2 separate regions of the Homo sapiens genome follow, and region 1 is linked to region 2. Evidence: read pairs that join two places in POLR2A ChIA-PET (ENCODE). Cell type or tissue: GM12878. All regions are shown on one strand. Each heading gives the region's core, and the rest is flanking DNA. Links, peaks and the distances in the headings are about the cores only. Region 1 has its middle 27 kb from the start of CORO1A. Region 2 overlaps ZNF48 (zinc finger protein 48).

Evidence for each region. ChIA-PET counts read pairs that join two places held together with the same protein. Peaks named below come from ENCODE experiments on the same cell type or tissue, not always from the same donor. Only the 100,000 strongest peaks of a DNase experiment are listed, where the experiment ranks them.
Region 1: POLR2A ChIA-PET joins it to region 2 with 6 read pairs; 5 of 35 experiments call an interaction of 5 or more read pairs at or near these places.

The regions. Positions count from the first base shown.
Region 1 is chr16:30,155,434-30,158,339 of GRCh38, forward strand. No RefSeq gene overlaps it. Among named protein-coding and RNA genes, the nearest start is that of CORO1A, 27 kb to the right of the region's middle. In GM12878, for the core only: no CTCF peak of the experiment used is centred there; no DNase peak of the experiment used is centred there.
Region 2 is chr16:30,399,299-30,402,204 of GRCh38, forward strand. ZNF48 (zinc finger protein 48) reads left to right here. Exons shown (of 3, transcript NM_001214909.2): 3 at 1-810. Among named protein-coding and RNA genes, the nearest start is that of ZNF48, 5.3 kb to the left of the region's middle. RefSeq lists an enhancer at 1-18. In GM12878, for the core only: no CTCF peak of the experiment used is centred there; DNase peaks (open chromatin) are centred at 1,083 and 1,403; H3K4me3 peaks cover 1,477 bases; H3K27ac peaks cover 598 bases.

The sequences.
Region 1 (2,906 bases), core at 156-2,655, 240 kb before region 2:
GGCCAACATGGTGAAACTCCATCTCTACTAAAAAAATACAAAAATGAGCTAGGCGTGGTGGCACGCACCTATAATCCCAGCTACTGAGGAGGCTGAGGCAGGAGAATTGCTTGAACATGGGGTGCGGAGGTTGCAGTGAGCCGACATCATGCCACTTCACTCCAGCCTGTGTGACAGAGCGAGACTCCATCTGAAAAACAAAAAACAAAAAACAAACTAATTAATGAAAACAGTAATGTTGCAAGATATAGGTCAATATGCAAAAAAAAAATCAATTATATTTCCATATAATTGCAATGGACAGGTCAGGCACGTTTGCTCACAGCTGTAATCCCAGCACTTTGGGAGGCCAAGGCGGGCAGATCACTTGAGGTCAGGAGTTCGAGACCAGCCTGGCCAACATGATGAAATCCCATCTCTACTAATAATACAAAAACAAACAAACAAAAAAATTAGCCAGGCATGGTGGTCGGCACCTGCAATCCCAACTACTAGAGAGGCTGAGGCAGGAGAATAGCTTGAATCTGAGAGGTGGAGGTTGTGGTGAGCCGAGAATGCACCATTGCACTCCAGCCTGGGCGACAAGAGTGACATTTCATCTCAAAAAAAAAAAAAAAAAAAAAAGCCGGGTGTGGTGGCTCATGCCTGTAATCCCAGAACTTTGGGAGGCTGAGGTGGGTGGATCACGAGGTCAGGAGATAGAGACCATCCTGGCCAACATGGTGAAACCCCGTCTCTACTAAAAATACAAAAAAATTAGCTGGGTGTGGTGGCGCATGCCTGTAATCCCAGCTACTCAGGAGGCTGAGGCAGGAGAATCGCTTGAACCAGGGAGTTGGAGGTTGCAATGAGCTGAGATCGTGCCACTGCACTCCAGCCTGGTGACAGAGCGAGACCCCGTCTCAAAAAAAAAAAAAAAAATGCAATGAACAATTTCTGAAAACGAAATTAAGAAAACAATTCCATTTACAATAGCACCCCCAAAATAAAATACTTAAGAATAAACTTAACAAAAGGAGTACAAAATGTATGCTCTGAAACCTTGAAATAATTGTTGAAACAAATCAAAGAAGATTTGATTTCTAAGTAAATGGAAAGATACCCCACATTCATGGATCAGAAGATTTAATATTGTTAAATTAATCTACCCAATCCCTATTGGAATTCCAGTGACTTCCTTGTAGAAATTGACAAATGGGTCCTAAAATTCATATGGAAACTCAGGGGACTCAGAATAGCCAAAACAATCTTGAAAAAGAAACAAGTTGAAGGCTCACACTTCCCAATTTCAAAACTTACTACAAAGCTACAGTAATCAAGACACTGTGATACTGTCATAGGGCTAGACCCATAGATCAATGATCTATAGAGTCCATGGCTGGATGTGGTGGCTCACAGCTATAATCCCAGCACTTTGGGAGGCTGAGGTGGGTGGATCACTTGAGGTCAGGAGTTCGAGACCAGCCTGGCCAACATGGTGAAACCCCATCTCTACTAAAAATACAAAAATTAGCCAGGTGTGGAGGTGGGCACCTGTAGTCCCAGCTACATGGGAGGCTGAGGCAGGAGAATCACTTGAACCCTGAGTGACAGACTCTGCCTCAAAAAAAAAAAAATCTAGAGTCCAGAAATAAACCTATATGTCTGTGGTCAATTTATTTTAAATAAGGGTGCCAAGACAATTCAATGAGGGAAAGAATAGTCTTTAAATAAACAGTGCTATGTAACAGTGAACATGTACAAAACATACACATACAAAATAATGAACTTGACTGGGCATGGTTGCTCATGCCTGTAATCCCAGCACTTTGGGAGCCCGAGGTGGGTGGATCACTTGACCCCAGGAGTTTGAGACTAGCCTGAACAACATAGTGAAACTCCTGTCCCACAAAAAATACAAAAAGATAAGCAAGGCATGGTGGTGTGTGCCTGTAGTCCCAACTACTTAGGAGACTGAGGTGGGAGGATCACCTGAGCCCAAGAGTTCAAGGCTGCAGTGAGTTGTGATCACACCACTGCACTCCAGCCTGGGCAGCAGAGTAAGATCCTGTTTCAAAAAATAATAAATAAATAAGGAATGTGGAGCCCCTGCCTCATACCATATACAAAAATTAACTCAAAATAGGGTTGTTGTTGTTTTAAAACCAAATGTAAAAGCTAAAACTATAAAACTCTTAGAAGAAAACATAGGGACAAGTCTTTGTAGCTTCAAATTTGGCAGTGTCTTTTTTTTTTTTTTTTGAGACGGAGTCTTGCTCTGTTGCCCAGGCTGGAGTGCAGCAGCACAATCTCGGTTCACTGCAAGCTCGGCCTCCCAGGTTCACACCATTCTCCTGCCTCAGCCTCCCGAGTAGCTGGGACTACAGGCGCCCACCACCACACCCGGCTAATTTTTTGTGTATTTAGTAGAAACGGGGTTTCACCATGTTAGCCAGGATGTTCTCCATCTCCTGACGTTGTGATCCGGGTGCCTCGGCCTCCCAAAGTGCTGGGATTACAGGCATGAGCCACCGCACCCATCCCGGCAGTGTCTTCTTAGACATGTCAACAAAAAGGAAAGCAACAACAATGAAAACAGATACATTGGGCTTCATCAAAATGTGAAACTTATAACATACACTGGGGCCTGTCGGGGGGTCGGGGGAGCAAGAGCATTAGGATAAAGCTAATGTATTCAGGGCTTAATACATAAGTGATGGGTTGATAGGTGCAGCAAAGCACCATGGCACACGTTTACCTATGTAACAAACCTGTACATCCTGCACGTGTATCCCAGGATTTAAAATAAAATATAGAAAATACTCAACAATCATAATAAGTGTAAAAGAATTTTGGTCGGGCGCAGTGGCTCACGCCTGTAATCCCAGCACTTTGGGAGGCCAAGGCAGGTGGATCACGAGGTCAGG
Region 2 (2,906 bases), core at 101-2,600:
CCTTGCCAGGACGGGCTGTACCCCTGGCTTCTAGAAGACTGCCTAGCACACAGTAGGCATTCAATACTTGTTGAATAAATAAACTGGCTTTCACCTAAGGACTCAACCCTAAATTCCTGCTGCCTCATCTGTTAAGAACTGACACTTTCCCCTTGCTGGGCAGGTAGTACACACCTGTAATCCCAGCAGTTTGGGAGGCTGAGGTGGGAGAATCACTTGAGCCCAAAAGTTTGAGGCTGCAGTGAGCTGATTGCACCACTGATGCCTCCCAACCTTGCTCTGGGAGACCAATGCCTGAACCAGGGTTTGTTTACCTTCTGAGCTGCAGAGATGGGGCTTCTGGAATTTAAGGTAACAGGATGAGGCAGGGGTATCTTGATCATCCGGATGGGGCAAATACTGCTGTGTGGCATGGTGGTACCCACCCCTATGGAGGGGCACTCTTGGACAGAGCCCAGACCTTTGTGCCCTGGAGGGAGCCAACCCACCCTGACACGGAGACACTGGCAGAATAGACCAGAGACAGAAGGTGCTCTCATGGTATCCAGCCTGGATGCCAAGCCCAAGTCCTGGTGGATAGCAGAGGCCAGCTGTTTGGGAAAAGGGCAGGATGCTCTGAGGCCTGGCAGCCACATTTCCATGTGTCTTTTTACCAATAAACGGCTTCTCTTCTGAGGCTTGGACAGTGTGTGTGTACACACAGGCATGAAAAAGGTGGAGAGGGGTCTCTGCGCGCAAAACTCAGACTGTAAATTTTGTGTGCTTCCCTTGCTCTCTGAGCCCATTAAATAAAGAGGTTGTCTTGGCGTAGTCAGCGGCTTTCTAGCTCCGACGTCTGGTTCAAAAACGGCCGCCAGCTCCATCAGCCGATGCCCCAGGCCTGAGGTCTGGCTGCCCGCAGGCACCACCTACGCCACAGCATCCAGCGCGACCCTTAAAAGGAAAACCGCGCGGCGCTGCAGAGACAAGGCAGCAAGGAGGAGGAAGAGGGGGCGTGTGGGGGGCGTTGTTGCTATGGCGACGGCTGTCGGCGGGAGGCAGCCCACAGGTCTGGAACCGGCGTGGAAAGCCCGGACGCCGGCGCGCCGCCCACCGGGACCTGGGAAACCCGACACCCGAGACCCTTTTTATGCGTCGGGAAATGAGTCATTCGGCTGCACAGCCCAAAGGGAGGGCAAACGGTGCTCCTTCACCCCCAGAAAAGCCCGCCGGATTTCCCGGCGCCCCGCGGGGCCTGGGAAGCAGGTCTGCAATCCCTAGCGTTTTCACAACCACTGGCCTGATCGGCCAGGGATTAAAGAAAAAAGAAGTCCAGGGCGGTTCTCCCCGCTAAACAATGAAGGCAACGAAGTACAGGGTCGCAAGTTCCCGCCCCCGGCTCTCCCCGATCTCCGTGCGGAAAGAATCCCTGGACGGGTTCTCGCGAGATCGTAAGCACTGGCCTGGCTTCCCTAGAAACCGACCAGGGCTGGCTGCAGTGCGGCTCCTCCCGCTCCGCCCGCCCTTTCCAAATTGATGCGCTCTCAAAACCCTAGAACCCTGCGTTCAGGGCTGGGGCTCTTGATGGCCTGAGCGGAGCCCTTTGGGGCTTCTGGAAGTTCCTTCTTGCTGGTTTTCCTAGCTCCCTTCCCTACCAGTGTGCCCTCCAAGACGACCTGCAGTGAACTTTCTTTTCTTTTTTTTTGAGACGGAGTCTCGCTCTGTCGCCCAGGCTGGAGTGCAGTGGCGCGATCTTGGCTCACTGCAACCTCCGCCTCCCGGGTTCAAGCGATTCTCCTGCCTCAGCCTCCTGAGTAGCTGGGATTACAGGCGCGCTACCAAGCCCGGCTAATTTTTGTATTTTTAGTAGAGACGGAGTTTCACCATGTTTGTCAGGCTGGTCTCGAACTCCGGACTTCGTGATCCGCCCGCCTCAGCCTTCCAAAGTGCTGGGATTACAGGCGTGAGCCACCGCGCCTGGCCACTTTCTTTTCTTGATTTCTTTCTTTTTCTTTTTTCTTTTTTTCTCAAGACAGGGTCTCACTCACTCTGTCGCCCAGGCTGGAGTGCAGTGGCAGGATCTTCGGCTCACTGCAGCCTCCGCTCGGGTTCAAGCGATTCTCCTGCCTCAGCCTCCCTAGTAGCTGGGATTACAGGCGTCCGCCACCGCGCCTGGCTAATTTTTTTATTTTTAGTAGAGACGGGGTTTCACCATGTTGGCCAGGCTGGTCTCAAACTCCTGACCTTAGGTGATCTGCCCGCCTCGGCCTCCCAAAGTGCTAGGATTTATAGGCATGAGCCACCGTGCCTGGCCTGCTTTCTAAAATTACATCTGGCCATGTCACTCCCCCATTGAAACCCCAGTGGATCTCCACATGCTGTCCCCAAAGCCTAACTTTCATTGGCACTCAAGCCCTTCCATTTGTGTAGTTTCAGCCCTGGGCTCCTTAAATGTCGTTTCTTTTACTTGGAATGCTCCTCCACCACTACCCACCCCTTGTTAATCTCCTCTGTCAAAACACCTCAAGCACTACTTCCTCCAAGAAGCCTACTCTGACCCTCGTCTGGGTTAGTTACAATCCCCTTCTCTGAGCAACCCGTCTCTGAGCACCTAACACATGAAGAGCTTCTTGAGGATAGTTACTCACTCAACAGCTGCACCTATTGTGTGCTGCATACTGGGATAGAAAGATAAACAAGACAAAGTCCCTGACCTGTTTTTATGCGGGAGATAGACATTGAACAAATAATTACAAGTGAGGTGAGAAATGTCCAGCAAACCTATGAGCTGGAAAGAATCCTCTGTGATCCAAAGGCCTTTCCAGGCCAGGTGTGGCTCAGGCCTGTCATCCCAGCATTTTGAGAGGTTGAGGCAGGAGGCCAGGAGGCCAGGAGTTCGAGACCAGCCTGGGCAACATAGTGAGACC